2 separate regions of the Homo sapiens genome follow, and region 2 is linked to region 1. A link is a loop called in an ENCODE intact Hi-C map of the cell type or tissue named here. Cell type or tissue: heart left ventricle. All regions are shown on one strand. Links, peaks and the distances in the headings refer to the core of each region. The heading gives the core; the rest is flanking DNA.

What was found. A loop is a pair of places that touch in the nucleus more often than their neighbours do. Peaks named below come from ENCODE experiments on the same cell type or tissue, not always from the same donor. Only the 100,000 strongest peaks of a DNase experiment are listed, where the experiment ranks them.
Region 2: a loop joins it to region 1, with 4 times the contacts of the local background. A loop is called at or near these places in 47 of 110 quality-filtered maps.

Annotation. Positions count from the first base shown.
Region 1 is chr3:69,402,734-69,419,399 of GRCh38, reverse strand. It overlaps a transcript of FRMD4B not described here. Among named protein-coding and RNA genes, the nearest start is that of FRMD4B, 25 kb to the right of the region's middle. In heart left ventricle, for the core only: a CTCF peak has its summit at 8,855 (motif pointing right); a DNase peak (open chromatin) is centred at 8,829; H3K4me3 peaks cover 350 bases; H3K27ac peaks cover 872 bases.
Region 2 is chr3:69,321,290-69,337,955 of GRCh38, reverse strand. The region is part of intron 1 of FRMD4B (FERM domain containing 4B); the gene reads left to right. Among named protein-coding and RNA genes, the nearest start is that of FRMD4B, 56 kb to the left of the region's middle. In heart left ventricle, for the core only: a CTCF peak has its summit at 13,405 (motif pointing left); no DNase peak of the experiment used is centred there; H3K4me3 peaks cover 681 bases; H3K27ac peaks cover 5,491 bases.

The sequences.
Region 1 (16,666 bases), core at 4,754-12,753:
ACTGGAAGAGGCTGCCTGAGCATGAGATCAATACTGAGGAAAGGGAGCTGAGAGCTAGAGAGAGACAGATTTCAGGGCATTGGTGCCTGAAGCCAGATACGTCTGGGCTGATCAGGTATGTGAGCCAATAAACTCTCCATATTCATCTTCATTGAATTTATTCATTCATACTTGCTTTGGTCAGTTTCAGTTGGATTTCTACTCCTGTAACTGAAATAGTTAGGTGAAAACTCACCCCTTTTCACTTCTAAGTTTCCCCCAAACCTATTTCCCATATATTTCCTAGTTAATGTAAATCCATTTGCTGGCTGTCAACCATTTCACATATGCAACCTACATTTTCTTCCCAGTGCACTTTGCTATCTGGCCATTTGGTGCAGTTGATTCTCTTCATTTTGGTTATCTGTGCTTATTCATTCTCTACCTTATATCTTGATAATAAACACTTTGCAAACCAAGAGTATTAGTTTTTTATTGCTGCATAACAAATTACCACAAATTTAGCAGCTTAAACAACATATATGTATATATGTAATTATATATGTGTGTGTGTTATACACACACACACACACACACATAGTTGCTATGGGCCAGGAGTCTGGGCACAACTTAACTGGGTCCTCTGCTCAGTTTCTTACCAGGCTGAAATTAAGATGTTGGCCAGAGCTAGGATCTTGTCTGAGGCTCTACGTTCCCTTCCAGGCTCACTGGCTTTTGGCAGGATTCAGTTCTTTACAGTTGTAGGACTGAGGTCCCCAGCTTCTGGAAGCCACCTGCAGTTCCCTGACATGTGGCCCCCTCCACAACATGCCAACAACATGGAATTTTGCTCTTCAAAGACAGCAAGAGAACGTCTTTCGCTCTAATCTGCTAAGATGGAGTCATTGTGGGTTGATAACCCATCACCTTGGGCATATAATGTGAGTTAATCAGAGGAGTGACACCCCATCATCTTTGCCATCTTCTCTTGGCTAGAAGCAGATACAAGCCCTGGCTACACTCAAGGGAAGGGGATTACACAGGGTGTGGAGGTCATAGGGCCCATGTTAGATTTCTGCCTACTATACCACATCGACCCTCCTACCAAATGCTCTAAGCCCAATTCAGAGTAGTAATGTTTAAGGATTAATAAAATTGTTCTATGTACACCGTGTATATTTTTGGTAAACATGTGTTATTAGTTATAATGTATGAGCATATGCCTGTGTGTATACATTTTAGAGATGAAAAAGATGGCCTCAGTAGGTTAAATAATTGCCCCAAAGATATTAGATTGTAATCCCTGGAACCTGTAAATGTTACCATATATATACATCAAAGACTTTGCAGATGTGGTTAAGTTTCTTGAGATGAAAAAATTATTCTAGATTATCTGTATGGGCCCTTCATACCATCACAAGACCCCTGTGAAAGAAAGGCAAAGGGAGGCTAGAGAGACACACAGAGGAGAAAGAGATGTAAAGAGAGAGAGCAGAGATTAGAGTGATGTGGCCACAAGTCAAGCAATACTGGCAGCCACTAAGAGCTGGAAGATGAAAGGAATGATTCACCCCTACAACCTCTGGAGGAAGTATGGCTCTGCTGAAACCTTGATTTCAGCCCAGTGAAACTGATTTTGGATTTCTGACCTCCAGAACTGTGAGATAAATTTCGGCCATTTTAAGCCATCAGCTATGGTAATTTGTCACGGTAGCCAGATGAAATTAATATAATGGCGATAGTGTCTGCTTTATAATAGAATCAGGTTTGCCCTAGGCAATACATTCAGGACACAATCATGGGCAAAGACTTCGTGACTAAAACACCAAAAGCAATGGCAACAAAAGCCAAAATTGACAAACGGGATCTAATTAAACTAAAGAGCTTCTGCACAGCAAAAGAAACTATCATCAGAGTAAACAGGCAACCTACAGAATGGGAGAAAAATTTTGCAATCTATCTATCTGACAAAGGCCTAATATCCAGAATCTACAAAGAACTTAAATTTACAAGATAAAAACAACCCCATCAAAAAGTGGGTGAAGGATATGAACAGACACTTCTCAAAAGAAGACATTTATGCAGCCAACAAACATATGAAAAAAAAGCTCATCGTCACTGGTCATTAGAGAAATGCAAATCAAAACCACAATGAGATACCATCTCACACCAGTTAGAATGGTGATCGTTAAAAAGTCAGGAAACAACAGATGCTGGAGAGGATGTGGAGAAATAGGAGCCCTTTTACACTGTTGGTGGGAATGCAAATTAGTTCGACCATTGTGGAAGACAGTGTGGCAATTCCTCAAGGATCTAGAACTAGAAACACCATTTGGTCCAGCAATCCCATTACCAGGTATATACCCATAGGATTATAAATCATTCTACTATAAAGACACATGCACACATATGTTTGTTGCAGCACCATTTACAATAGCAAAGACTCGGAACCAACCCAAATGCCCATCACTGATAGACTGGATAAAGAAAATGTGGCATATATACATGATGGAATACTATGCAGCCATAAAAAAGAATGAGTTCATGTCCTTTGCAGGGACATGGATGAAGCTGGAAAACATCATTCTCAGCAAACTAACACAGGAACAGAAAACCAAACACCACATGTTCTCACTCATAAGTAGGAGCTGAACAATGAGAACACCTGGACACAGGGAAGGGAACATCACACACCTGGGCCTATCGGGAGGTTGGGGGCAAGGGGATGGATAGCATTAGGAGAAACACCTAATACATGCAGGGCTTAAAACCTAGATGATGGGTTGATGGGTGCAGCAAACCACCATGGCACATATATACCTATGTAACAAACCTGCACATTCTGCACGTGTATCCCAGAACTTAAAGTATAATAATTTAAAAAAAAAGAACAGGTTTGCATTTGAGGTTTTTGAGCCTGAAGACAATTTGGCCAGATTCAGTGGGTTGCAATCTAACTTATAATTTATATTCTCAGCTGGGTGCAGTGGCACACACCTGTAGCCCCAGCTACTTTGGAGGCCAAAGTGAGAGGATCACTTGAGTCCAGAAATTCAAGGATGCAGTTTATTGTGGGTGCCTGTGAATAGCCATTGCATTCTAGCCTGGGCAACAGAGTGAGACCCTGTCTCTACAAAAAAATTTTTAATAAAGCAATTTCTCCCAGAAAGATCCTTGGAACACCTGCTTTTTCTTTCTGTATGTCAGCTTTCAGCAGCTGAGAATACCTGCTTTGCATCTTTGGGGATGCTTATTTAGAAATGCATTACTCAGAACCACGTGCAAAACAGTACCTGTTATTAAGGGCAGGCCCAAAATTTAGCTTTGAGCTACTTGGTATGCCCTGGCAGTCAAAGCAAAAAGTGGTTCCCCTATATAAAACTTTTAATATTTAATCTTTCTAACTCAGAGGACAGGGCACTTTATTCAGCAGGGGAGTCTAGTTTTCATCTTGAATAAATGATTAATTTCATAGAGAATAAAAGATGAATAATAGCCAGTACTACTGTCTTTTATCTGGTCCTTAATGTGTTAACCGAATACACTGAGTATTTCTTTATTCAACAAACATTCCTTGAGCCCTACAATGTGCCATGAAGGATGGAGAAACAATAGAGACCAAAAGCAGACAAAGTAGTTTCCAGCTCTCAAAACCCCACAGCCCCATGGAAAAGATCAAAATTAAATAGTCCCATTAATAAATGCATAATTGCAGACTAAAGTAAGTCAAAGAAAATAATTGCTGTTCTAAGAAGTTACTTATCAGAAGAACCTGGCCTAGGCTGAGGGAATCAGGGACAGCTTCCTCCTGGACATGACTCTTTAGCTGAGAGTTGAAGACTGAGTAGCACCTAACCAGGAAAAGGGAGAAGAGGCTGAGGGTTCCATATGGAGGCAACAGGGTGTGCAGTGGCCATGCAGCCAGATATTGTAGTGTGTTAGAGGGCAGAGGGGGAAGAGGGGGCGTAGGACAAGGGGCAAGGGAGAGGTAGATGGGGCTTGACCACAGACATAGAAGACTCTTGGGGCATATGGTTGAAATGAAAGAACTGGGGGCATGGATCTGCTCCCCAATCCATAGTATCTTGTGACTCTGCATCCTTTTAGAGGTGGGTGCCCAGCCTTGAGAAGTCAGTATGGGGCTTTATCTCCATTTGATGGATTCACTCATATTGTTGCCTGTTCACAAAATATAGATGTTGACTATTTCTTTCTTTTCACTGGGCAGTGGTCAATGCCTTAAAAAGTTTGTAAGCTGGCCGGGCACAGTCGCTCATGCCTGTAATCCCAGCACTTTGGGAGGCCAAGGCGGGTAGATCACGAGGTCAGGAGTTAGACACCAGCCTGACCAACATAGTGAAACCCCATCTCCACTAAAAATACAAACATTAGCCAGGTGTGGCGGTGCACACCTGTAATCCCAGCTACTCAGGAGGCTGAGGCAGGAGAATCGTTTGAACCCGGGAGGCGGAGGTTGCAGTGAGCCGAGATCTCGCTACTGCACTCCAGCCTAGGTGACAGAGCGAGACTCCATCTCAAAAAAAAAAAAAAAAAAAAAACAGCTTGTTCGCTGTGAGTCTCAACATAAGTACAATAGAAGCCAAGGTTAGAGAGTTCCTCATGGGAGTCCCTGGAGGACAACACAGCTACCTGCACTTCTGGGTACGCCCTACGCAGTTACCTGCACAGGCTGGGCCTGCTTTCTGGGCACACCCTTGACCTCATGCAGCTCTCATGATAGTGTTGAAATGCAGCCCCTCGAAATGTGCTTTACGTCAACCTGATGGCACTGCTCACCTGGAGCAATAAACAGCATCTATTGATTCAACCCTAATCCCAGCACTTTGGGAGGCCAAGGCAGGCGGATCACGCCCTAAGATTACCATTGACTTTTTCTGCCCCTGGACCACAACATGTTCATCGAAGGAACACCTTCTAATTAAAAAGAAGCATTATTTTCCTTCGCTGAAAAGAAGAACCATCTCTTACATGATGCATGGTTTCTAGCCACATAGTATAGATTTGTAAAAAGCGAGGGGAAGCATACTTTTAGTGCAGAACTGTTTTTGTGGTTTTTTTCCTTCCCCATGTCTGATCTGTGCTACTCATCTGCTTGACGGACAGTCTTGTCCTAGTGTGTATCTCTCCACTGTTAAAGCAGCACCTTGATTATTTCCTGTTTGAGGTCTTTTGAAGTAGGTATTGTGTGTTTTGTGCAAGCTCTTATGATTTTATTCAGGCAGGCATCTGTTACCTGCAACCACTTTTCTCCTCTAGAAGCACTCTCTCCCTATAGATGAAATGCAGCTGTATGATATTTTCTAGTTTCCTTCTGGAGATGGGAACATATGTGTTTTGAGGAACATGCCATATGCACGTCTTTTCTCCAAGCCAGCATCATCCTTAGTAAGAATAAATGAAATTCAACAAAACATCCCAGAATCGAGAAATTCCAGAAGGTTCCAAATCCCCAAAGGCATGGAATGACATTAATGTAAACAAAAGAAAATAAGCAAATAGAAATTTCTCTCCACTTTTTTCTTACATCTCTGAGAAACACGTAGGAGCCGTTTACACCATTTTCTTCTTGCCCGCACTTCTCTGCAGCTCCCGGCATAGGAGATGCAGGGTTGTATTGTCTTCATTCTGCTGCTTTGTGAAACGCTGCACATCTTTTGGACGTGTGGTGAATGCGTCACATTCCCTTGAGATTAATGAGGCAATCAAGTCAAACTCTAAAGCTAGGGAAAGAGGAAAATGGGAAACCTTGCTAATTCAAGCATCTTGCATATTTATTTCTATCTTAAAGCCACTGCTAGGATTTAATGACATTTGAGGGAGCCTGGTTATGAAATGGGGTTACTGTGATTTGTGACTATGGGCAGGTACCGTTCTGAGAGAGGCACTATAGTGGGAAAGTATTTGAGAAGAATTAGTAAGAACATTTAGTGTGCCTAATTGCATTCAGTCAGGACAGTAAAATAAAGGGAGAGATACAGTTCAAGGTTTATAGATCTGGCTCTAACATCAAGACGGCCTGGGGTCAAGTCCAGGCTAAGTGACCTTGAGGAAATCACTACTCTGTGCCTCGTTTCTTTAACTGTAAAATGGAGATAATCAGGATAATGCCTACATTATAGAGTCATTGAGAGATTAAATGAAGTTATAATACATGTAAGCACTTGGCTCATTCATGCTCAATAAATACTAATGATTACTTTCATCCATATTAATGACTAGTTTTATGTGTTAGTCTAGTTGAGCATCTTTAATCCCGTCGTTCAACAAACCTGACTCTTATGCCTACTATACATTAGGCACTGTGCTGCGTATCAAGAGTATAGCAATGAACCATTATCATAGACAATGGAATTACTGCAATAGAGGTATGAATAGACTACAGCAGTGGGACAAAAGAGGAAACCATGATAACTCAGAGACCCATCGGTGATAATAGGTAACCACAGAGAAGGTTTGATTTCATGCCTGGTGCGTGTGAAGCTTCCCACCCAACTTCAAGGAACTGGGAACAAAGTGGAGCTTCTCGTCTCAAAAAAAAAAAAAAAAAAAAAAAAAAAAAGTGGAGCTTCTCATTGGAATTCTCTTAGGTCTCCTCTGACTGCCCATTCATCCACTCAGAGGCCCCAGCTTTAGCACTCAACATGACGAATTAACCCTTTCCAATGGTAAAACTTGAAATTAGTCTTTTCGCTCATTCAAGTTCTGCATCTCTTAGATAACCTAAGTAAATTAATGGGTAGGAAAGAATGAATGCTTTGTAAATGTGCATTATGTTACAATACAGCCATTTGTGTTTTAAACAGAAACTCAGCCAAATGAAATTCTCTTTGGCCTCTACAGGGAAGAACTTTGAGCAAGTGACTGTCTTACTTCCCTTGGATACTTGAAGCAGCCCATATTCCACCTTTATCTCTTCTTCCTCCTGCTTCTACCTACTTTCGGTCCCCTCTGCTCTCACTAACTTTAGGGTTATCAAAAGAATAGCAATCAGTAAAATAAAATCAGACTTCTGAAAGTTGACCAGTCCACCACATAGTCTGACTCCAGTAACAACTGTTGATTTCCAGGCACCCTTTTCCTGTGACATCAAGTGTCCTCAGTTTATCTTTCTTCTATTCTAATTCAAAAGGTCTATTGAATCTGCATCTCAGTCTTGTAAAGCAGTTAGCTTGGGTTGTGGGGCCAGAATTCCTGGGTTCAAACCTGGCTCTACCAGCTACCAACTGGAAGACCTTGTATAATTTTCTTAATCCCTCTCTGCCTTATTTGATAAATGGGCATAATAAATGGACCCACCTCCTAGGGTTTTTGAGCACATTAATAAATTTATAGATGAAAAGTGCTGAAAGTAGTGCTTGGCACATAGTGAGCACTCAATAAATGTTACCTGTTTTTACTGTCATCTAGAAAGAAATGCAATTTCTAGCTAGATTAGCAAGTGGGTAATATTCCTGCTGTATTTCTGAACACTCAGCCACTTATTTTTGCAATTGGGCTTCAGAACAATAAAACTTAAAAATCACTCAGTCAGGAGTTTGTTCTGATTTGATATAGATAATTGTTCAAAAGCAAGGACCTCGGAAATCTTCCACTTTAAGAAGTGCGTGGTGAAACTAGATTGGAGGCTATATCATTAACTGGAATCCCAATGTGAATTATATTATAACCACGTCCCTAGGCAGTTATCCAGGATATTGTAAATTACTCACTACTTTATTCGATGAACTTCTTAAAAGTTTCCCTAGACAGGAGATCAGGGTCAGCTTTGGAACTGGAGACTTTGTTCATTAGTGAAATATTTTTATGAAGTCGGGAGACAGAACATTTCTGATTCCTCATGCTTCTGACAAAGAGATTTACCCTGCTGAAGGATGGAGCCTGGGGTGATTCATATCCTGTAGGATGAAAAACATAACTCAGAAACTCAATGCTGTCAGCTTCTCCCTCTCTATCCCAGGTTTAAATTGTATTGCCTAGATACATTTATAATCATCCAGGTGTACCTTGCTTCAGACTGAAGTGTGGGTGGTTAATTGTATTTTTGTGAGTTGAGTCATATTTGTAAATACTCTCAGGACAATGAAAATTTAAAAGAGTCCTAACTTAAACCTTCTTCAATTTTGAGAAACAACAGAGAATGGACAGCATTAGTTGCAAATTGGTGACTTACAGTTAGAATACCATATGAATTAGTAGCCACCATGTAGAAAATTAGGATAGTTCAGGTACAAATCTGGATAAATTGTTCTGATGTGTTTTGTTTTTAAATCAGAGTTTTGGCACCACTGGGCCATCATTATCACTTGGCACCATTCAGGGCTGAATGGCGGTGTCCCCACTTCAATCAGGGATGCCATCTCTAGTTTGCCACAGGAGAATACGGCCCATGGGACTCATGGATTTCACTTGGCTGACCCCTTATGGCTTACAGCCCCTCTTCTATAGGCCAGGTACAAATTTTCAAACTTCAATTTGTTTAAAGTAGTGTTTTCCATTGTAATTAAAAATATTGTTCTTGAGACCTGAGATGGGAGGATTCCTTGAGCCCAGGAGTCAGAGGCTGCAATGAGCTGTCATCATACCTCCAGATTCCAGCCTGGGCAACAGAGCAAGACCCTGTCTCAAATATATATATATATATATATATATATATATATATATATATATATATATTTATTTATTTATTTATTTATATATTTCTTTTTTTCCCTTGTTCCATAACCTTTCAGGCATTACTTTTATTAAGAGAAGATGCTGAACCCGTAGGTAAAATATTCTATTTTCCTTCCTTCCTCTCAATGGCCGTTTCTGGGCCATGCCTGTGCCATCAGAGGGCATCAGTTTGACAGTCTGCCCCTAGGTGGAGCACTTTTCCAGAAACAGCTTGTACAGGTCTTGCAAACTACATACACGTTCATACACTCACATACACTCACGTACTCACACACATATTCACACTCGCTCATGCACAGACATGCTCACCCTCATACTCATACTCACACACGCATTCCTACATTTACACTTATCCATTACACTCACGCAGATATTCACACGCTTACCCCTGCATTCACACACTCACTCTTAGGCACAGGAGTGCCAGTAGTATCTGGAGACTTAGTGGAATTTCAGAGCTGATATCGGACCTGCTTTTGGAACTTGAAATTGGCCCGAGTGTCCTGAAGGAGAGGAATAGTCAGGAGCAAGAGATGGGCTCAGAGAGGAAGGTACCAACGAAAGTTAACCTTTGTTACTTTGTCCTTTTGCTTCACAGTCTGAGGGAAGCAAGCCAGGGGTCTGTTCTGTGCACTAGGAAATTGTGTTTGTTGTCAGGAAATCTGAGCCATTTGAGGAAAGGGTGGAGTTCTTGTTGGCATTGCTGGGGGTTCTGAGGATCCTGAAAGTGGAAGAACCCATATGACCAGGAGAAACCCCATTTCAGACCAGCTTAAACCATAAGAGCTGCTTATTGGCTCATGTAACTGAGAACCTGAAGGGTTCTAACTTCAAGTGCAGTTGAAGAGGCTGCCAGTGTTCTCTGAATTCTCTCTACTCTGCTTTCCCCACATGTGGGCTTTGTTGTCAGATTTTCTTCCTTTTTAGTACCAAGAATGGCTGTGGCAGTTTAGTCCTCACATCTGAGCTTTCTATATGCAGAGAAGAGAGGGTACCTTTATCCTAGATTTCCAAGCAATAGCCCTGAGATTCCCTCTGTTGGACTGGCTTCTGTCCCAGGTCCCCTCACATGCCAATTGGTTTATGCCAATTAGGTTTTCCCCTGAAGTGGAGGTTAGCACCTGGGTTGTGTGAGGGAGGGGTGGATAATGTATAAAAATCGAGATTTTTCTCAGCTAGAAGAATGAGGGTGAATGCTGGTGGCCACTATGCCATCTGGCCAACCCCTTGGCAGTCCAGAGGTGACTGGGAAGTAGCTCATTGTGTTCCTGATGCCTTATGAGGACAGATGATGCACTAATACTCCTTCTACTGGGTCATTGTAAGCTTTCTGTGGTGCACACAGAGAAATGGGACCATGCCTAGGAATCTCCTGGTTGTATGAGTTTCCAATTGAAATGAATTCTTGTTGGAAATGTCTCAACAGCCGAGTGGATTTGCTTCTCCAACTCAAAGAGAGAAGTTCAGGCATCTAGCTCTAGGGTAAAGACTGAGCCGGAATCCGCTAGTAACCTCTGCCTTCTTCCCTTTTGCATTCACACATTCAGCACAAAGAAGTGCTGAACCAAGCAATGCCAGTTTTCTGCTGAGACTGAGTAGTGGAATGACTACAGGCTCCCTTTCCTGAAAACTCACTGTGAGCCAAGAACTGGCCTTTTAGACACTCTGCATATATTCCTCACGAACAACCTCAGGATGGAAGTGTTTTTCTCTCTATTTTACAGATGCCAAGCCAAGCCTTAAGGTGGTTAAATAATTCCTCCAAGATTATAAGGTGGGTAAGTGCAGAGCTGGGATTTTACCCCAGGTTGATAGAATCTGACTTCAAACCTGAGTTTCTCACTGGCCTCTCTAAAAAACACACTCTAAGCAGTGGTCCCCAGGTGCAACTTGGGAGTGAGCCCTCCAGTCGTCGACTCTTCCCTGCTTGAAATTCCTCCCACTGGCGCCATCCCTGCTCTAAGGTGGCTCTGGTCCCCTGCCAGGACTCCACGCAACTATCTCCAAATGCTGCTGGCTCCAGCTCAGCAGAGCTGCCCTTGTTTATTGTCCACCCCCCACTCCCCCTACCAAGCCCTGCCTGCCCAGGCAGTGCAACAAGCCCTGAGTCCTTTTTATGATATCATTTTCCTGTTTTACAGCATTTTCCACTCAAAACTTACAGGTCCCACGTTCTGCTCCATCACAGTCCTGCTCTCTCTTAACTAATATGTTCTCCAAGTGCTGGTGGGTTATTGGATTAAGTGTTCTGTGGAGACGGCTTTACTTTTCAACAAGGGCTTTCTGGAGAAAGCGTCAATTGGCGGAACTTTCAGACTAGCAAGATGATGCCTTTGGGGGCACTTGGCTCTTGAACCACACTTGATAGGCAGCAGCCTCTTGGTTGCATGTGGAGGAGCTTATGATTGCATTACAGACTATTAATTGAAAAGAACCTTTCAGGCCTCATGACTTCAGGATTCTTCATCACTTCAGAAGGGAGTTTTCAGGTTTGCTCCTAAATTCCTTTCTAGAAACAAATTTTCCCCTGATTTCACCTTCCCATTTCATCTATGCATTAATTCCTACCCATCTCTCTCACGATCTAGATTGGGGTTGGCCATGGCCTGTTTTGTAAATAAAGTTTTATTGGCACGCAGCTGTGCCATTTGAGTATGCATTGTCTCGGCTGCTTTCCCACTGCAACAGCAGAGTTAAGTAGCTACAATTGAGACTGTATTTTTAAAAAGTGTGCTGAGCCGGATGACCTAGGTCAGTAAACGCCACAGACGCTTTTCCGTGACCCCCTAACTCCTTTTTCCCCCACATGGCCAGGAATAAAAACCTCAGCTAGCCCTGGCTCCACGAGGAAAAAAAATCAAATGCCTAATATTTGGAAAGGAAAAACACAATACAACCCTCATTTCCCTCTCAATGAAAGAAATGGGTGACACTTCTGCAGCCGCGTCTGGGCCTATGGCAGATATTGCTGATCAATCATAGCACTCTTTCCCACTGGGCCTTAGAATCCTTCTCGAAGCAATGCCCAGGCAGCCACTACCAATCAACTGGACTTGGCATTCAAGTGGAAAACTACTTTCCATCCCTGGCCCAGTGGACACCATCAGATCAGAAAATCACAAAGACAAAAATCCTGTGTAATAAGTAACCCCTGAACATCGTTTGGGTTGCCATGTCAGACATTGCACCTCTTGTTAAGTCCGGAGTTGAAACTTAATTCACTGTTTCTGTTTCTTAGATTAAGCACCAGATAAAGTAGTTGTCTTGAGGTTAGGGACCGTGTTGTATGAAAAATGCCTCCCTTTAAATAGTAGAGTGATTACACTGTGCAATGCTGACACCGTGAGAGATATCCAGGAACTAAGCCCCATTGAGAATATTCCTAAGTCCCATCTAACGCTCGCCTTTACTAAGTGGCTTCATAGGTGGAATCACTTACATTACATTATTTCTTTCTCATGCTAATCCTTACTGTCTTTTATACCCAAGCACCTGTTGAATTTACATTCAGTAAAAGATGTATATAGTATTGCCAGGGGCTGGAGTGGGAACATCTATATTACCACTTTCTTCCTTAAACCACGCCACCCTCACCCCATGTTCTAGTTTATGCAAATTTCAGGAAGATTCCAAAAGACACTCTTCAAACACTGGTGCAAATACTTGCTTAAAAACCTGACATTAGGCTGGGTGTGGTGGCTCACATCTGTAATCTCAGCACTTCAGAGGCCAAGGCAGATCCCTTGAAGTCAGGAGTTTGAGACCAACCTGGGCAACACAACAAGACCCCTGTCTCTACAAAAAAAAAAAAAAAATTAAAATTAAAAATTAACTGGGTGTGGTGGTACACACCTGTAGTCCCAGCTACTTAGGAGGCTGAGGCAGGAGGAGTGCTTAAGCCAGAAGTTCAAGGTTATGGTGAGCTGTGTTTGAGCCACTGCACTCCAGCCTGAGACACAGAGAGAGACATTGTCTCTAAAAAAAAAACAAAAACAAAACCTAACATTAATGACATTTGGTAAGACTTGGCTAAACATAGTCATTATTGACAGCTATAGAGACCTGCCCCTAAGGACATGTTTGCTGCCACAAGACTGACTGAACCGGCTTCCTTTGAGGAGGAGATGATAGCAAAGTTGCAAACGAGGAGGCAGCATCACTTAGCAGTTTCTCACTTGTTTCCCCAGAAGTTGGAGAGGAGAACAGAAAGGAAAGTGAATATTTTACAATGGAAATGTGGCAAGGCTATTTAAAGGATCAGTTGGTGGGGAGGATGCTCCTTCTTACTTGCTGAGGACCAGCTGAGCCTGTGGGAATGACAGCTATTAACTGGGAGGAGCCAGATGCACTGGGAAAGTCTCGTTAGAGCCTTGCACAGTTGGCATCTTGACAGCAAAGTTGTGAGCTGTGAGTATCGGCTGGGATCCAGCATGAGGTTTTCCAAGAGCCATTGTTCATTAAATGTGGTGCTCTAGAAGTTGGACCCTGAGAGTGTGAGTGTGCCTCTGGCCATTTAAAAGCATTAAGCCAATCTTGGCAAAAGGTTTTAGCTGTTGGCACCTCATGTGTTTTTGTGTTCGATTTGTGGAAAAGGGAATAAGAAGTGCAAGGGTGAGTGCCTTTTTAATAAAGTTTTAAGCTTTGAGATTCATGGGACCCCAGTAAAATTAATAATGTGGTGTTATTGATATTCTTTGGGTGAAAAACAAAGCAATGCATCCCTTTGCTTTGGAACAGATGAAAGAATTTAATAATTATTATACCCAAGGTGCCACATAACCAAGTCATTGAAAATGCAAAATATTATTTGAAATGACATTAATAAAAAGTTTGATACTATTAATATGGTGCCTATCCTGCAGTACTGTTTCACTACAAGGGACCAAGTTAAATTTAAATTTCAGTTGGAACTAGGAGGCTTTTTCTGCAGACCAGAAAGCAGGTCATCATGGCTCATTTAATTTCTGACACCAAAGAGGGTAGGACTGGGAAACATGGTATCGGAGTGAGCCAGATGTTGTGGCGTATCGCAGAACTAGAACGTCACGGCTTAGCAATGGTTCCTCCCTTTGCTTGGATATGTTTGCCTCAAAGGTAAGAGCCCTTGTAGAGAACATCGGCTGCTTCTGCTGCCCAACATCCTTCTACCTTCTTCTTCTGGTAACAGGAACTCCCTTTTATTGGGGAAAATGTTCTTTTCACACATCTGACCAAGTTGCCCTGCACAGGGCTGCCAGTCATGGTACCCACCCTCCCAGACCACAGGATGGCTCCTGCTTCTGGCTAAGCCAGTCACTACACAAACCGCTATGTCCTCCACCCTGGCCACAGTGGTTATGATAGTCAATCAGCATCCTTGCCCATGATTTAACCTACAGGAGCTAGCAGCGAAGAGCTCTCTTTCCTCTCTGATGGTGAGTCTGTAAGGACATACACTTGGAGGTGCCTTTGGTTGTGGTTTTATACCCTTTTGTGATAGCACACTCAACAGAATGAATGACACGTGTAAAGGAACACACCAGAGAAAATGAATGAACTGTGTAAAAGAAGCAATGGCAAGAGCAAGGAGAAAGAAAACATTCTTGGCATCTACAAGGTCTGTTTGACCCTGCCTATTCCCTAGTTTGTCATATGAGCCAATAAATTCCAGGTTGCTTAAATTAGTTATAATTATGTTTCCATCATTCGCGAGCAAAGAGCTCTGATGAAGACTTTATAGCCCCTGTATAGTTGGCACCTCACATTTCTCTTCTAGGCTATTGGACCAAGTTTTTAATCTCTTTCATTCCTGCCTGTTATTTGCAAGCACTGTGATAAGCCCTGAGGACACAGTTGTGAGGAAGACAATCAGGATCCCTGCCCTCCTGGTAACCATACCTGAGTATAACAAGATCTCTTGCATCCTCTTTCCATTCCTGTGGAGTCTGGGGTTCTGAACCATCTGACTGTCACCCTTCTCAGTGTCTTCTTGATTGGTGTCCTCATTCCAAGCTGCTCACATGAACTTGCTTTCTGTTTGTCTTGACCTACTTCATTTATGCCCAACTCCACCCAGTACCAAGCACGAAACTCACAGTTCTGCCTGGATTATTGACCTCTGGATACTTCAGAGTCTGAACCTAACCCATCAACTCCCTTAACCTAAGTTTCAGCTTTACCATAATAGAAGTAATAATAATAAAGTAAAATAGAGGCCATAATAATACTTTATTTCATAGGTCATTGTGAAAATTAAATGATTAATGGCTGTTTCATGAAAACAAATCAACAAAAAGTAGCTGAAGTTATTATTTGATGCTTCTAACTCTAATAATCACATCTCAAAGCCAGAGTTACATTTTCTATCCTTAATATTCAAGAAAGTAATACTATGAAAGAATCCTCTGGATCAGAAAGCCTGTGCATTTATTTAATTTTATTTTTTCTGAATTCTGTTATTGGAGAGAAATCTTATGGGCAAAAATACACTCACACTGTATTTTCTATTTGCGATTTTCTTCAAGAAAATCCAAAAGAAAACATTCTTAGGAGACCAGGCACATTGGTTCAGGCCTGTAATCTCAGTGCTTTGGGAGGCTGAGACAAGAGGATCACTTGAAGCCAAGAGCTCAAGGCCAACCTGGGCAATATAGTGAGACCTGTTTCTACAAAAACATTTTTTTAAACAGCCAGGTGTGGTGTTGGATGCCTATAGTCCTAGCTACTTGAGAGGCTGAGGCAGGAAGATTGCTTGAGCCCAGGAATTCAAGGCTGTGAGCATAATTGTGCCACTGCACTCCAGAGCCCGGGTGACAAGAGAGACCCTGTCTCTAAAATTAACAAAATAATATTTTAGGGATAGACATGTCTCTGATTCTGGTTAGAATAAAATGTGCAAAGAGAGACCTGTGTGTGTGTGTGTTGAGGTGGGGGGAGTGGGGTACGCATGCGTGCTTATGCACACTTTTGGAATAGAGATAGAGAATGCTGTACTATACTTCATAAGTGGAGTATACTTGAACTTGTAAGGTTCAAATGTCCATATGCCTCTTTTATTTTCAAGCTGATTGCGTTAGGTGTATATTTAAGCTTTCTATACTTCCAAAACCTGTCTTGCCTGTTTCTCCTCTCTGTGAAGTTTTCTATGACTGTTTGAATAGTGCTGACATTTCATAGTCTCAGGGTTTAGTAGCAACGGCAGGAATGGGGTTAGCTTCCCCACTCATTTCAGGGGGAAGGGTTCCTTTCTTCCTTACTGAGATTTCCCTGTCACTGAGCCCTGTTGTTTTGCTAGCAGAAGGCCTCTGTTACAATGCTATGTTACATGGCATTCCTTGTATCTAGCATTAATTGAATCCTTTGGTTAATGAAAATAACTGCCCAGTTGAGCCAGTTTTAAAATGGGGACAGTGAGAATACTTCTGAGTTGTTGAGAACATTAACATGGCTTGGTGGGTGTGAAACCCCATAAGTCAATGCCTGCACATAGCTTCTTTTCTAAGGAATATCAGGAAGGAATGATTTTTTTTCTTTTCTGAGGAATATTTGGGTGTTCATTAGAGGCCCCTGAACCCTTGCTAAGTTTCAAAGCACCTCTGTGATCCAGGCAGTTCTTACAAATGAAGTAGAGGGGATCTGATTTAGCCTTTCTGTTTTATTAGTGTGGACACAGACCCAGTATCTTCAGGGTCCTCCAAACATCTAGCTACTGCTGGCATATCCTCCTGGATGTTCCAGATATAAAATGTTGTTTCTCTTCTCTGCCGTATTCTGTGTTTGAATGATTAATACCATAATACAGAAATTCCAGGGCTATGCTTCCTTTAAACAAAATAATCTTCTGGAGTCTTTTTCAATCACTCTCCATCCAGTGATTTTCATATGTATATCTCATTGATTCCTGATTCTTTTTGATTTACTGTCTGTCATGTGCAATCTGACTAATGTATTGAGGTCAATTATTGCACTGTCTCCTGATGCCAATAATTCTCACCTACCCTCATGTCATACTGTC
Region 2 (16,666 bases), core at 8,459-16,458, 85 kb after region 1:
CAGTAATGGGATGGCTGGGTCAAATGGTATTTCTACTGCTAGATCCCTGAGGAATCGCCACACTGTCTTCCACAATGGTTGAACTAGTTTACGGTCCCACCAACAGTGTCAAAGTGTTCCTATTTCTCCACATCCTCTCCAGCACCTGTTGTTTCCTGACTTTTTAATGATTGCCATTTTAACTGGTGTGAGATGGTATCTCACTGTGGTTTTGATTTGCATTTCTCTGATGTCCAGTGATGATGAGCATTCTTTCATGGGTCTTTTGGCTGCATAAGTGACTTCTTTTGAGAAGTGTCTGTTCATATCCTTTGCCCACTTTTTGATGGGGTTGTTTGTTTTTTTCTTGTAAATTTGTTGGAGTTCATTGTAGACTCTGGATATTAGCCCTTTGTCAGATGAGTAGGATGCAAAAATTTTCTCCCATTCTGTAGGTTGCCTGTTCACTCTGATGGTAGTTTCTTTTGCTGTGAAGAAGGTCTTTAGTTTAATTAGACCCCATTTGTCAATTTTGGCTTTTGTTGCCATTGCTTTTGGTGTTTTAGACATGAAGTCCTTGCCCATGCCTATGTCCTGAATGGTATTGTCTAGGTTTTCTTCTAGAGTTTTTATGGTTTTAGGTCTAACATTTAAGTCTTTAATCCATCTTGAATTAATTTTTGTATAAGTTGTAAGGAAGGGATCCAGTTTCAGCTTTCTACATATGGCTAGCCAGTTTTCCCAGCACCATTTATTAAATAGGGAATCCTTTCCCCATTGCTTGTTTTTGTCAGGTTTGTCAAAGATCAGATAGTTGTAGATATGTGGCATTATTTCTGAGAGCTCTGTTCTGTTCCATTTGTCTATATCTCTGTTTTGATACCAGTACCATGCTGTTTTGGTTACTGTAGCCTTGTAGTATAGTTTGAAGTCAGGTAGCGTGGTGCCACATTTTCTTTATCTGTTCTACCATTAATGGACATTTAGGTTGATTTCATGTCTTTGCCACTGTGTTTGTTTGTTTTTGTTTTTTGAGACAGAGTCTCACTCTGATGCCCAGGCTGGAGTGTAGTGGCATGATCTTGGCTCACTGCAACCTCTGCCTCCCAGGTTCAAGCAATTCTCCTGCCTCAGCCTCCAAAGTAGCTGGGATTACAGGCATGCGCCACCATGCCCAGCTAATTTTTTATATTTTTAGTAGAGATAGGGTTTCTCTCCCCAGGCTGGTCTCGAACTCCTGACCTCATGTGATCCACCCGCTTCAGCCTCCCAAAGTGCTGGGATTACAGGCGTGAGCCACCACACCCAGCCAAGCCATTGTGGGTATTCACTCATTTGATCCTCACAACAACCTTATGAATTTGGTCATCTTTGCATGCCCATTTTACAGATAAGTACCAGTGCAAAAGCCTTTTGGATTATTTCTCATTCTTCCACTTTTGCCTCACCCACTCCAGTTTGGTCTCCTCACAGTAAGCAGACTTATCCTTTATATATAGCCCCAGATTATCTTCTCCATGCCTAAAAGCCTCCATTGGCTTTTTGCTGCATCTGAAACAAACTCCATACTTCTTACTATGGCCTACAATGCAGTGAATGATTCTAGCCCAGTAGTTTCAGACTTTAGCAGGCATGAGAGTGACCTGGAAGGTTGTGAACACACAGATTGCCGGGTGCCACTCTCTATTCCTAACAGGCTCCAGTTGATGCTGCTGTGAGTCCTAAGACCACACTTCAAGAACCACTGATGAGCCCCTCATTAACTCTAAGCTTGTCTCTTGTTCTCTCCCTCTTGGTGACCAACCTCCAACCACATTTGTTGCCTTTTTTTTCTTAAACTGTGCATTCTCCATAGGGTGACTTCACCCCCCAAGGGAAGTTATAATTGGTTCTTGAGGGGTAAAGAAAATCTTAGGTATTACAATAGTTTTCAGCCCTTCAAAACTCAGTTCTTAGCCAGGTGTGGTGGTTCACACCTGTAATCCTAGCACTTTGGGATGCTGAGGTGGGCAGATCACTTGAGGTCAGGAGTTCAAAACCAGCCTGGCCAACATGGTGAAAGCGTGTCTCTACTAAAAATACAAAAATTAGCCGAACATGGTGGCACGCACCTGTAATCCCAGCTACTCAGGAGGCTGAGGCAGGAGAATCACCTGAACTTAGGAGGTAGAGACTGAAGTGAGCTGAGATCGCAGTGTGGGTGACAGAGTGAGACTCTGTCTCAAAAGAAAAAAAAAAAAAAAACTCAGTCCTGCCCAGCAGATAAGATATAAAGTATATCTGTGTTATTAACATTTCATGGGGGAGGAGGGTATTGGGGGAAAAATTGTCTAGAGAGGCTCCTTAAGAGTGCAATTATGGGGCCGGCTGCAGCGGCTCATGCCCATAATCCCAACACTTTGGGAAGCCGAGGTGGGCAGATCACAAGGATGCAAAAATTAGCCAGGCATGGTGGTGCGTGCCTGTAATCCCAGCTACTCGGGAGGCTGAAGCAGGAGAATTGCTTGAACCGGGAGGTGGAGGTTGCAGTGAGCCAAGATCGTGCCACTGCACTCCAGCCTGGGCAACAGATCAAGACTCTGTCTCGGAAAAAAAAAAAAAAAATGCAATAATGAAAAAAAAAAGTTATGCAACAATGTCTTAACCCAAGCATGTTCTGCCTCAGGGCCTTTGCACTTGTTGGCCTCTGTCTGGAATATGCTTTTCTCAGATCTGCCAAGGCTGAATCCTCATCATTGCTATTTCTGGCTAAATGTTGCCTCCTCAAATAGCCGTTTCCTAGCTGCTTTATTTATAGCATTTTAGAGAGTGTCTCACTCTGTCACCCAAGCTGAAGTGCAGTGGCGTGACCATAGCTCATAGCTCAGGGCATAACTCATAGCTCACTGCAGCCTCAAACTCCTGGGCTCAAGCGATCCTTCTGCATCAGCCTCCCAAAGTGCTGGGATTACAGGTATGAACCACTGGCCCAGCCTGCTCTGTCTAAAGTAACAACTCTCCCCATCACATTAGTCTGTATTCTCATTTTCATGGTACTTAACACGACCTGAAATCACCCTGTGTGTTGCTTGATTTGCTTGTTTTCTGGCTTTCTTCTTCGCTGGCAAGTCTTTGAGAGAGGAGCACTTGACTCTCTGGCTTGTGTCACTGTTGAGTCCCCAGAGCCTATTATAAAGTCTGGAACACAATAAGAGCTTGATGAATATTTGTGAATATGTGAATGGATGCTAGTCACACAGTGGATAAAGCAGTGGAGCTAAGATTTGGATTCAGGTGCTCAGACTTCAAATCACCTATTTAGCAACTACTGAAACCCAGGGGTCATTGAGTGGAAGGTACCCAGTAGGAAGAATGCTGTCACAGTTAACTGGGTCTATAGATGACAGTGCTCAACCTCTGAGTTATCCAAAAGGCACAGCAAAGAAGCAAAATGTTTCCCCTAAATTCCCCAGATCATTTAATCCCAGTCCCACTATTGTATTTTTTTAATTTTTTTTTTTTTTTTTGTAGAGATAAGGTCTCACCATGTTGTCCAGACTGGACTTGAACTCCTGGCTTCAAGCAATCTGCCCACCTCCGCCTCCCAAAGTCCTGGGATTTATAGGCATGAACCACCGCACCTGGCCTCCCCACCATTTTATTTTCTCCCGTGGCTATCACAACCAGGAATAAGAGAGGGAGGGGGACCTCAGTGGTGATTTTATGCTAAGGATTATGGATAACACCATCCCCCCATTTTACAAATGAAGAAACTGGGGCTCAAAAAGCTTAATTAAATGTCTAAGGCCACTGAGGCAGCAATTAAAGAGGATGTGAAGCCAGTCTGCTTTGTCTTCTTCTGGAGCCTCTCCTTGAGGCTGACACACCTGATCATAGCCCCATTATCTTAAGAGTGTTAGCCATATCCAGTGGCCAGCACACTCTAGACACTTCTGTTATTGTAGAGAGACCTGTTAGAGATGGATGCAAGAGATTTACCCTTTTTCAGCCTTGCCTCTGCTGTCTTGGGGAAGTGGGAAGGTTGCTTTAAATGACGTGTCTCGTGATCTGTAAATAAAAGAAAAATAATTTCTGGCCACTTCAATTATGGCATAAGTTTTGGTTATCTGACACCTACCCTCACCCTCTCCCCAACAAAAATGTGTAGTCACTACTTTATCCTCAAGAGCCTGGCACAGAGTAGGTGCTCAAAAAATAGTCATTCACTGGAAAGCAAACAAGACAATGGATGAAGCCAGCAAAATGGACCACGTTCACAATTTGATGGAAATTGGGTATTTTATTATGTAATCAGAAGAAAGAAATGATAAAATAGACTAATTGCCAATTATAGGGAAAAAACAGTCCCAATTGTCCCCTGTTATTAAAGTTTAATTAATAACTTACTCCTGTGTTGCAGAAGAAGAGGTACCTATGAATTTCTGTAGCAACTAAGGCAGAATTCAAATTGGCTGTCACACAGAGACATTGTAATGGAACAAAACTGAAAGTTCTACAAGGATTTCTAATTCTCAACCAAAATATTCATGGAAATCTGGGGGTGATCTGGCTCATTTGACTTTTCCAGGTTCATATCTTTTTTCTCCACGTTTCATCCCCGTCTGCACCACGGGATTCCCTTTTCTTGTTTAAGCAAATCATTTCTCTTTGATGAAACTCTTCCTTGCTCCAGTGCACTAAAGCCTTCAGGACTCTGACAGTAGTTGGAATAGTTCACAAGCCAAAAAAACCAGAGATTTTTATCTCCAGGACAGTTGCAGAATTCTCCAATTTTTTTTAAAATGTGTATTTTTTTCATTGACTGCAGTCTAATAAAAGGCTTCAGGGACTGGCAGGCTGAGCCATCGAGGCAGCCAAGACCATAACGATGGAGCACTGCAGATTCCCAAAAGCATCCCTGAGTTGAGAGAGCTGCATTCAGCTTACAATTCTAGTTTAATGTGATGGAAAGGCTTCCCACTGTAAAAGGCACAAGATGAAGCATTGCATACAGGAACTGGCTTATATTTTAGCTTGATATTTTTTAACTCTGCTTTTTGGTGAATGCTCTTGTTAAGGACGAGGAGATGGTTTGAAGCGATAGAAAAAAGGAGCTCCTGGCTGGGCACAGTGGATAATGCCTGTAATCCCAGCGCTTAAGGCGGGAGGATTGTTGGAGCCCAGGAGTTTGAGAACAGCCTGGGCAAAATTGCAAGACCCCATCTCTACAAAAAAAAAAAAAAAAAAAAAAAAAATAGCCAGGTGTGGTGGTGCACACCTGTAGTCCTAGCTACTCGGGAAGCTGAAGTAGGAAGATCATTTGAGCTCAGGCGTTCAAGGCTGCAGTGAGTCATGATCACGCCACTGCACTCCAGCCTGGGCAATGGAGTGAGACCCTGTCTCAAAATAAATAAAGAAAAAGAAAAGAAAGGAACTCCCATCAGGAGTCTTGTCTCATTTACCTTTGTGACCACAAGGGAGGAAGAAGTCCCTGGGGAGTCAGACAGGTATGATACCTGATCTTGGCCATCCTCACCTGAGGCCGGTGACTTCAGGCAAGGCATGTGCCCTCTCTGAGTAGCTGCTTCTTTGGGCCTCAGTGACCTCATCTGTAAAATGAGGGTATGACATTTCTGGCACATTGAGACTCCTTGTAAAGTTCAAAAGAGGAAATAGAGGTGAAAGCACTTCAAAAATTTGAGGCACTCCAGACAGGTGAGGTGATGATGGAACATTCAGACTAGGTTTTATGTGGCCAGACCTGCCTGCTCCCTTCTCTTCTGCAAGGTCCAGGGACAGAGTGGAACCTGCTCACCACCTGCCCGGCACCTGAACATGGCCTGTGGGAGCTTTCATCCTGAAGGAGTCTGTATCAATTGCTTGGTGTTTTTTTGTTTGTTTGTTTTTTTCTGAGATGGAGTCTTGCTGTGTCGCCCAGGCTGGAATGCAGTGGCGTGATCTCAGCTGACTTTAACCTCCCTCTCCTGGGTTCAAGCAATTATCTGCCTCAGCATCCCGAGTGGCTGGGATTACAGGCACCAGCCACTGCGCTAGGCTAATTTTTGTATTTTTAGTAGAGACAGGGTTTCACCATCTTGGCCAGGCTGGTCTTGAACTCCTGACCTCTTGATCCACCCACCTCGGCCTCCCAAAGTGCTGGGATTATAGGCGTGAGCCACCATGCCCAGCCAATTACTTGTTGTTTGTTAGTGAAAAGTATAATATTATTAATAATTATTAATATTACCATTTATAGAGTGTGTCCTCTGCCAAGCATTTTATACATCTTATCTCATGTGAGCCACCCAGCCCTGGGAAGTGAGTGTGCTTTTAGTATCTCCATTTTCAGACAAGAAAACCAAGGGTCAAGAGAAGTGAGGTAACCTATACAAGGTCACACAGTAGTATAGAGCAGAGCTGGGATTTAAGTCCAAGTCTGTGCTCTTGACCCTGACACTTCTTAAATAATACACTGTACTTTAAAAAGTAATAATATGGAATGCTAACAGTGCACTAGGCAAAATTATCTCCATTTTACAGCAGCTACTCAGAGAGGATACATGACTTGCCTAAAGTCACCAGCTAGTTAGAGGGCAGGCCAGCATCAGATATCATACCTGTCTGACTCCCCAGGGGCTGCTCCCAACCACCGCCCTACGCCGAGGGGCTGAGTGGCCAGCTGCACCCAGTATTATCCCTCTGCCTAAAGCAAGAGTGACCAAAATTTCAAATTCTGGAATTTAAGGACTCCTCAATGAGTTTGCATAATCCCCTGTCCAGGCCACTCTTACCAGAAGCACCAACGCTTTTTTGAGTGATCCTACTCTACCCTCCCCACCCTTCAGAAATACTGTTTAAGAGGAAGTCTAAGAAACAGCTTTGAGATAGGGACACGGGGGAAAATATTTGGTTCCCTGGATACAGCCTCAAGTGTTGGTTGAGATTTCCTCTCACAAGACACGTTCGTTCCTTCTGATGGAGGCAGAACGGAACTGAGATTAGAATAGAGCAGGAACAGAAGTGGGAGAAACTTGCCGACAGAGCATAATGACATGTGCTCAAATCTGCTTGTGAATGAAAAAGTTGGAAACATCTTCCACCGGTGCTTTAAGGTCATGGCAGCCTCCTTCAGCAGGGAAAAGATTCCAGAAAGATAGCAGCAACACAACTGGGAGGCATCTAGCAATTCAGCGGCAAAAGAGGCCGGGCGTGGTGGCACACGCCTGTAATCCCAGCACTTTGGGAGGCTGAGACAGGAGGATCACTTAAGCCCAGGAGTTCAAAACCAGCCTGGGCAACATAGTGAGACCCTGTCTCTATTATAAAATACATAGATAAGGAAAAAAAAAAGGCGGCCAGGCACAGTGGCTCACGTCTGTAATCCCAGAACTTTGGGAGGCTGAGGCGGGCAGATCACGAGGTCAGGAGTTCGAGACCAGCCTGACCAACATGATGAAACCCTGTCTCTACTAAAAATACAAAAATTAGCCAGGTATATTTCCGCACACCTGTAATCCCAGCTACTCAGGAGGCTAAGGCAGGAGAATCACTTGAACCCAGGAGGCAGAGGTTGCAGTAAGCCGAGATCACCCCATTGCACTCCCGCCTGGGTGACAGAGTAAGACTCCGTCTCAAAAAAAAAAAAAAAAAAAAAAAAGGCAAAAGAATCAAAATATAATGTTGTATACCTTGAATATATATAATATTAAAAAAAAAAAAAGACAAAGGAGTCACTCAGCTGCCAATGGGACCTTCAAAGTAGAAATGGGTAGAAAATTCAGAAGGAGAGCAGGAGATGGAAATGAAGGAAAATCAACTCATTTGTTCATTCCACAAATATTTGTCGAGCCCCAGGATGAGCTAAGCACTGTCTTAGGGGCTAGGAAAACACCAGGAAATGAAACAAATCTCTGCATTTGTGGAACTTACATTCCAGTGGCAAAAGAGCTGGAAAGGCAAATGACACAGAGGATCTGATATGAGAGTTGCCATCCAAGGTCAGGAGACCTTCATCAGTGAGCTATGCACTGTGGATTTCTTGAAGTATAATAATAAATTTATTTTTAACTTTTAGGTTTGGGAGGTTCATGTGAAGGTTTGTTACACAGGTAAACTCGTGTCATAGGGGTTTATTGTACAGATTATTTCATCACCCAGGTATAAAGCCCAGTACCCAATAATAAATTATAACAAATCCCGGCACTTTGGGAGGCTGAGGCAGGCAGATCACCTGAGGTCAGGAGTTTGAGACCAGCCTGGTCAACATAGTGAAACCCCGTCTCTACTAAAAATACAAAAAAAAATTAGCCAGGCCTGGTGGCGGGCGCCTGTAATCCCAGCTACTCGGGAGGCTGAGGCAGGAGAATTGCTTGAACCCAGGAGGCAGAGGCTGCAGTGAGCCAAGATCACACCATTGCACTCCAGCCCAGGTAACAGTGTGAGACTCCATCTCAAAAAAAAAAAAAAAAAAAAAAAAAAAAATTAGCTGGGCATGGTGGTGCATGCCTGTAGTCCCAGCTACTTGGGAGGCTGAGGTAGGAGAATTGCTTGAACCCGGGAGGGAGAAGTTGCAGTGAGCAGAGATTGCGCTACTGCACTCCAGCCTGGGTGACGGAATGAGACTCTGTCTCAAAACATAAAAATAAAAATAAAGAAATAAATTATAATAGTCACCTTTATGTTGGCCTCTGTTCGCCAAGTTCTATGCACAACAACCCTGGAAGGTATTAGTAAATCTATTTTAGAGATTTAAAATAGTAAGTCCTACTAAAGTTAAGTAAGCTGGGCTTCAAACAGAATTCTCTGTAAACCTGAAGCCTCTGTTTGTTCATCTTTATCACGTGGTCTCTCAACGGCCTCCACATCCTGAGTGTTCTGACCATCACTTTCTCCACTGGTATGCTGGTAAATGTTTCTCAGCTGTTACTGGAAAGTGGTCCTGATCCAGAGCCCAAGAGTTCTTAGATCTCGAGCAGGAAAGAATTTAGGATGAGTCCATAGAGTAAAGTGAAAGCAAGTTTATTAGAGAAGTAAAGAAACAAAAGAATGGCCACTCCATAGGCAGAGCAGCACCGAGAGCTGCTAGATGGCTATTTTTATGATTATTTCTTGATCATATGCTAAACAAGGGGTGGGTTATTCATGAATTTTCCAGGAAACAGGCAGGCAGTTCCCAGAAGTGAGGGTTCCTTCCCTTTTTAGACAATATAGGGTAACTTCTGGATGTTGCCATGGCATTTGTAAACTGTCATGGTGCTGGTGAGAGTGTCTTAAAGCATGCAATTGCATTATAATTAGTGTATAATGAGCAGTGAGGACTACCAGAGGTCTTTTTTCATCACCATCTTGGTTTTGGTGGGTTTTGGCTGGCTTCTTTGCTGTGTCCTGTTTTATCAGCTGAGTCTTTATGACCTGTATCTTGTGATACCAGCCCTGCTGACCTCCTATCTCATCCTGTGACTAAGAATGCCTGACCTCCTGTGAATGCAGCCCAGTAGGTCTCAGCCTTATTTTACCCAGGTCCTATTCAAGATGGAGTCACTCCAGTGCAAACACCTCTGACACAACCAGCTCTGGGGAAAAAGGGACACTGATTTGCAACACTTGCCATTTTCTGTGGTGTAAATACTCTCACCTTGACTGACTTACTGATCTGGGAAGAGACGAGCAGTAGCATATCATTAAATGGTGTTACTTCCATGCAGATTCAATAACCACAAGAGCAAAGGTCATAGTAAATGTAGTAAAACAATTGGAAAGTGAAGAGTTTTATTACCTTTGCTTTTAATGCGATTTATTTCATTGTAAGTTCATATTAGTTGTACCTAACAACCAGCTTGAAAATGGGACAGTGGGCTTTCGTGAGTGGCCAAGAGCCAGCTCTCCACCACCATTCTGTCTCTCAAAAGATCTTTCCTCCCAGTTATGTTCCCTGGTGCTTGCCAATAAATCTTTTTTTTCTTAACTCCTTTTTCATATTTCTATGTTCTCCTGACCTGTGGCTTCCAGTTTTGTTGTTTTGTTTTAATCGTTGAATCCCACATTGGCTTCAAAAAGAGTCTGAATCCCATTTAAAAACACAGCCTGCATTAGGTGACAAGGAAGCTTCATGACTAAATAATATAAGCCTGTAAGTTGAGAGGAAATATTTCTTCTGTGACAGTGAAACAAGTCCTGGATGTTAAGATTAAGAATTTTTCTATATGTCCCAAATGAGTTTGACTTTTCTGTTTTTACAATTTGGTGATGCTTTTCTAAAACCCTTACCCAAATATGATGTTTCTACCAACAAATCAGAGATAGGCTAGGACTCTGGACCTAATACAATCCGTTTGTTTTAATTATAAACTCCCTAAGGAGGACTTATTTCAGCCTCTACCTATACATGAGTCACAAAAAATAAAGAGACTTGGAAAAGCATAAATCAGAGACATTCTAACAGGGTTGACGAAAAATTGAAACATGAAAACCCTGAGAGTAAGCATGTACTCCATAATTAATGTAAAGTTGATTCTGATTTTCTAATTAATTTTTGCTAATTCTTAGGTTCTCAGGACGATGTATGTGATTTGTTTGCTTTGTGAGTGGCTTCCATTGAGCCCAGGATTTCCAAATGTATTATACCGTGAATAGGCAATACCTAGAATATCTTTAAATTACAAGTACTGCAGTTTATTTTCAATATCTCTTCACACAAGTTACACTTGAGACTTTTAAGTCTTTGAAAGACGCAGTACTTTTTTACTCCTTCCTACAGGTTGTTTTTCACGGGAAAAGAGAAAACTGACAGTTGGCAAAGCAAAAAGTTTCCAAACCACAGGGTGTCTGCTGCTTGCATACTCACTGAAGCCAAAATTTCCATTTTCTACAAGGCAACTGGAGAACTTTCATTTCTGGTTAACCTGAACTGCAGATGAAAATGAAAATCCCCCCACCCCCAACCCACAGGCTGTGCTCTCAGCTTTTCTTAGTTCCATTTTTGTGACTTTTCCTGTTTACAGTATCTGTGCCCTCCCATTTTTTTGTTTTTTTATTTTTGACTCATTGATACTGTACCATGACGTCTAAAAATACAGCCTAACAACTGGTTTTAAGCAACGAGGCTGTTTCTTTCTGGAGAGGAACAGCAGAAATATCCTGCATGTTTTTCTGAAAATAAACATTTGACAGTCTCTTCTTGGTGCCTAACATGAGTTTCTAATTGGAAAAGCACAGTCAGAATATAAAGAGAATCTTGCTTTTCACTGAAGTTTCTTCCATGTAGATATATACCCTGATTTTTCCCTCTCATGTTGTTTGTTGAGCACCTTTTTGAGCTTGGCCTAGCCCCTTATAAACTGTGGGACCTCAGACAAGTCATTCTCAACTTCGTGGAATCTCAGATTATGGAAACTATCTGCTTCACAGGTAGGTTTGAGAGCTCAATGGGGAAAATGTATGTAAAAGCAGATGGCATAGGCAAAGCCATGAACACATATTAACTTGCATTTTATGGAGATGAGAACAAAGGAATGATCTGGTCACAATCAGATAAGGTGTTAGAGTTTACCACCTTCCTTCCCCAGATTTGGACATATGGACAGCTAAAAATGGTGGTTGTAAGTTAGTCTGTTGATTATCACTAGAAAAAATCAGATTGAATGAATCCCCAGCTATTAGGTTTTTGGGTCTCTCCAGGGTTTAACTGGCGGGTTGATTGTCAACTTAAACATGACAGCTTAGTGTCTTAATAATGTAGAAGAGGCTGGGCATGGTGGCTTATGCCTATAATCCCAGCACTATGGGAGGCCGAGGCGGGAGGATCACTTGAGCCCAGGAGTTCAAGACTAGCCTAGGCAACATAGTGAGACCTTATCTCTACAAAAAAAAAAAAAAAAAATTGATTAGCCAGGCATGATGGTGTGCACCTGTAGTTCCATTTACTTGGGAGGCTGTGGTGGGAGGATTGCGTGAGCCCAGGAGGCTGAAGCTACAGTGAGCTATGGTCCACTCCAGCCTGGGTGATAGAGAGAGAGACCTTGTCTCAAATAATAATAATCTAGGAAAACTTTTTTCTTGAGAGAAGTACGCACTTAAGCAAATTAAAATAACCATTTCTGGAGAACAGGATAGTACTCAATAGCTTAGACATTATTTCCACTAATAATAGTACTCACGGCACTAGGGTAAGGATAAACTGGTAATACATGTCAAGCACTTAGCACAGACTCTAACACCTAACCTATACTCAATAAATGGTGTATTACTGATGATACAATTATCATCTGTGCTTTAAGGTAGAGTTTATAATCAGTTCAACCTGCCTTAATACAAGAGGCAAACCCAAATGAGACTGATTTTTTATCCTTTCCATTTCATAGGGGCAGAAACTGAGATTTAGAGAGATACCATGATATTCTCTTAGGTAAATAGCAGGGCTGGGACACAAACTCAAACCTCGTGACTCTAAATCCTGTGTGCTTCTCATTGACACTAGGCTGGTGTCTCCTGATGGCCTTCAGCTCCAGGCTTAATAAGTTGCTTTGCTTCTTTATTTTTCTTTCTTCCTTTAAAACCTGGCTTTTCTTTTCACCAGACTTATCAGATCAGGCTAGAATCTGATAAGGGATTGTCATTTATGAGAATGCCCTCCCCAGGGAATGTCTGCCCGAAGCTGGCTGGAATTGCCTGCCAGGTTGGCATTAGAGCTGCAGCAATGGCCGTCCATTGACTGGCCAGCCTTTCTTGTTTACTTTCTCCCAACCTCTGTAAGGCAGAAAGGAGCATGCAGTTAAATGTTTAGAAAACACCATCAGCCCTCCAGTCTCTACTGGGAGCCACTTGACCAAGAGCAGTGGTCCAATATAAGTTCTCTCCATCAATTAATTTCTTTTCTTTCTTTCTTTCTTTCTTTCTTTCTTTCTTTCTTTCTTTTTTTTTTTTTAGACAGTATCTCACTGTTGCCCAGGCTGGAGTACAGTGGCACAGTTATGGCTCACTGCAACTCGAAACACCTGGGCTCAAGTGATCTTCCTGCCTCAGCCTCTCAAGTACATAGGACTACAGGTACACGCCTGGCTAATTTTTTGTAGAGACAGGGTCTTACCCTGTTGCTCAGGCTGATCTCAGACTCCTGGGCTCAAGCAATCCCCCCCCGCCTCAGCCTTCCAAAACATTAGGGTTACAGGAGGGAACCACCACATCCGGCCTTCTCCATCAATTTCCTCATTTCTCGTGCTTCCTGGGTAAAGAGAAGTGAGTTTTGCACATGCTTAGAACTCAATTCCATTGCCAGTTTATCTACTTCAGAGCCCTTATTATCTGAAAATATCATATTTGTTTAATTGTTACTAGTTTCTTTTTTTCTCCTCACCTCTAAAGCAGTTGTTCTCAAAAGAGGTGATTTTGCGTCCCAGGGGACATTTGGCAAGGTCTGGAGACATATGGGGGAGGATCTACTGACATCTAGTGGGTAGAGGTCAGGGATGCTGTTTAGCACCCTATAGTGCCCAGGACTATGCTCCGCAATAATGAGTTATCTGGCTGCAAATACCAATGAAGTTGAGAACTGTAGGACAAGCTCCAGAGATAATGCCCTTTCAGTCTTATTGGCTGGTATATAATAGTGCCAAGAACAGTGCTTGCACTTAGAGAGTGCTCAGCACATATTGGTTAAGTGAATGAATGAACACATAATCCAGAGCTTTTCCACACTGAATTAATTACATGTGTGCTAGGCTACATCTTAAGCCCAGAGTAATATGGAGTCAGGTCCAGGAGGCCACATAACTGACAAATATCATCCTGTACCCTGAGTGTTCACATATGCATGACACAGCCATGGAAGCATCCCAACAGGTGGAGATTAATTCCATCCTGACTGCCCAAGGAAGATCAATAGCAAACATAGACACCATTTTTAGCAGCTGCCCATATTTCATCAGTGTGGGGCCAGGAAGTAGCCAAGGGATGGTGATTGTAAAACCTTTCTCTTCTTCTGGCCTTGCTTCGAGACAGTGGCCTGAACCAGCCAACTCTGGTTTGGTGAGTCTGGATCAAGCTTTTCAGAGCAGTGTTAGGCTTCGCAATCAAGGTGATACATTAAGTGCCTAAACTACATGTGATTTAATATATAGGATGTATGAGATAGGAAATACTTTGTACTGAAGTAATATAGCCCTTAAGAGCATGGATTCTGGAGTCAGAACACCTAGGTTTACATCCTACTCTGCCTCTTCCTGGCCCTATGACCTTGTAAGGTGGGTCAGCCATGTACCTTTTCTGAGCCTCAATTTTCTCATCCATAAAATGAAGCTAGTAATGGAATCCACCTTACAGAGTTCTTATGAAAATTCATTTAAAACGCATATATATATATATATATATATATATATATATATATATATATATACACAGAGAGAGAGAGAGAGAGTTGGGTTTTTGTTTTGTTTTTTTGAGACAGAGTCTCGCTGTGTCGCCCAGGCTGGAGTGCAGTGGTGCGACCTCAGCTCACTGCAACCTCCACCCACTGGGTTCAAGCAATTCTGCCTCAGCCTCCCAAGTAGCTGGGATTACAGCATGCGCTACCATGCCGAGCTAATTTTTTTGTATTTTTAGTAGAGAGGGGGTTTCACCATATTGGCCAGGCTGGTCTCAAATTCCTGACCTCAGGTGATCTGCCCACCTCAGCCTCCCAAAGTGCTGGGATTACAGGCATGAGCCACCACGCCCGGCCATAAAAGGCCCTTTGTATATAAATGAAAGGATTTGGGATAGTTATCAGGCACACAGTCAGCAGCTGTTATCTTTGTTAGCATTTCTCTTAAGGCATGTTACTCAATTACTCAATTTCAGCTTTGGCAAACTGAATTCTCCTCTTCTTTGTCATTCCTCCCCTCTTCCCTCATTTCATTTTCCTTTCCTCCTTTGCTTCTTTTACACTGCCTGCTTTTCTCCCTCCCTCATTGTCTTTTTCCTTCTCCACTTCCAGTGAACCTGCAAGAGATGTACAGGAGTCCTACTTTGGTACGACTGATGGAACCTGAGATTCTACCCAACTTTATCACTGTATGACCAGGCACCACTTAACCTCTGTGCACTTCAGTTTGGTCATCTATGAAATCTAAACAGAAATCTCATGCCCATAACCCCATCACTTCAAGAGGCCAACGTGGGAAAAAATTGCTTGAGTCCAGGAGTTCGAGACCAGCCTGGGCGATACAGCAAGACCCCATCTCTACAAAAAAATAGAAAAAGTTAGCCAGGTGTGGTGGCACATGCCTGTGGTCCCAGCTATTCAGGAGGCTGAGGTGGGAGGACTGCTTGAGCCCAGCAGGTCGAGGCTGCAGTGAGTCATGTTCATGCCACTGTACTCCAGCCTGGGCAACAGAGCAAGACCCTGTCTCAAAAAAAAAAAAAAAAAAAAGAGAGAGAGAAAAATCTAAACAATGACTCTCCCTGGTAGGGTTGTTAGCAACATGAAAGAAGTCACTACACATGTGAAGCACTCCATACTCGTGTGACATGTAGTAAGTGTTTGCTAGAAGCTAGGAGAATCATTTATTGACACTTAAAAAAGAAGTCTCCAGTGATTGCACATTGGGAGGGTAGGCACTGTCTTGAAAGAACTTGAGGGAAAATCACAGCTGACTCCATTTGGAGACATCTGTGTCAGTCTAGGCCATTCTCTGAACGGGAGTGTCAATAGCTCATATTCAGTCAACACCCAGAGATGATATAAAGGGGCCCTGTTCAGCTAGGGTTGACATCATTAGGGTGAAATATAAAACTCCATCCACTCAATAGATCCCAAAGTAAGAACGTCCTAGATACATCCTTCTCCCGCTCTCCAGTTCCTCCAGAATATCTCATCTGATGAGGAGTTTAATAACACACCTTGTTCTCTGGGTGGAAAGAGTGTTTTTTATGTGTGAGTTTTTCTGGGCCAGGGCTTGGGAGTTGCCTGGAAAATCCTCGCTTTGGATTGTGCTCTGTCTGTTTAAATCATTTGTGAGCCAGACGCAATGGCTCACAGCTGTAATCCCAGCACTTTGGGAAGCCAAGGCAGGAGGACTACTTGAGCCTGGGGGTTGAAGACAAGCCTGGGCAACATAGTGAGATCTCCATCTGTACAAAAAATTAGCCAGGTGTGGTGGCACTTGCCTATAGTCCCAGCTATTCGGGAGGCTGACGTGGAAGAATCACTCAAGTTGGGGAAGTCAAGACTGCAGTGAGTCATGGTTGTGCCACTGTACTCCAGCCTGGGTGACAGAGTGAGACCCTGTGTAGAAAAAAAAAAAATCATTTGTGAATGTATTTCAGTGTTAGCTGTGTCTGGGTTCTGAACAGTTAAGACATTTCTTAACTCAGCAGATATTTATATACCACGGTCTCACCGTGTGCCAGGCACTGTTCTAGGCCCTGCGGAGACAGTGGTGAACAAAGCAATAAAGCTCTTAGACAGTTTTGGACCACTGTAGGGCTCAATTGGAATTATGGAACCTGCCTAGATAGCTGGGTTTTCACCCTTCCAGATGGCAGATTTCACTCTAGAAGGTGACCGCACAGAAAATCCTGAGGAGGCATTTTTATGAAGCAGGCCCTTTCTCACTAGGCTTTCGAAAAGGTCAAAAGGAATAAGGGAGAGAGAGAGAAGAAAAATTTTTAAAAAGGCTTGCTGCTTCCTTACCAATTTCATATGTTTCTGTTCCAAAGAACAACTAAAGCAAAG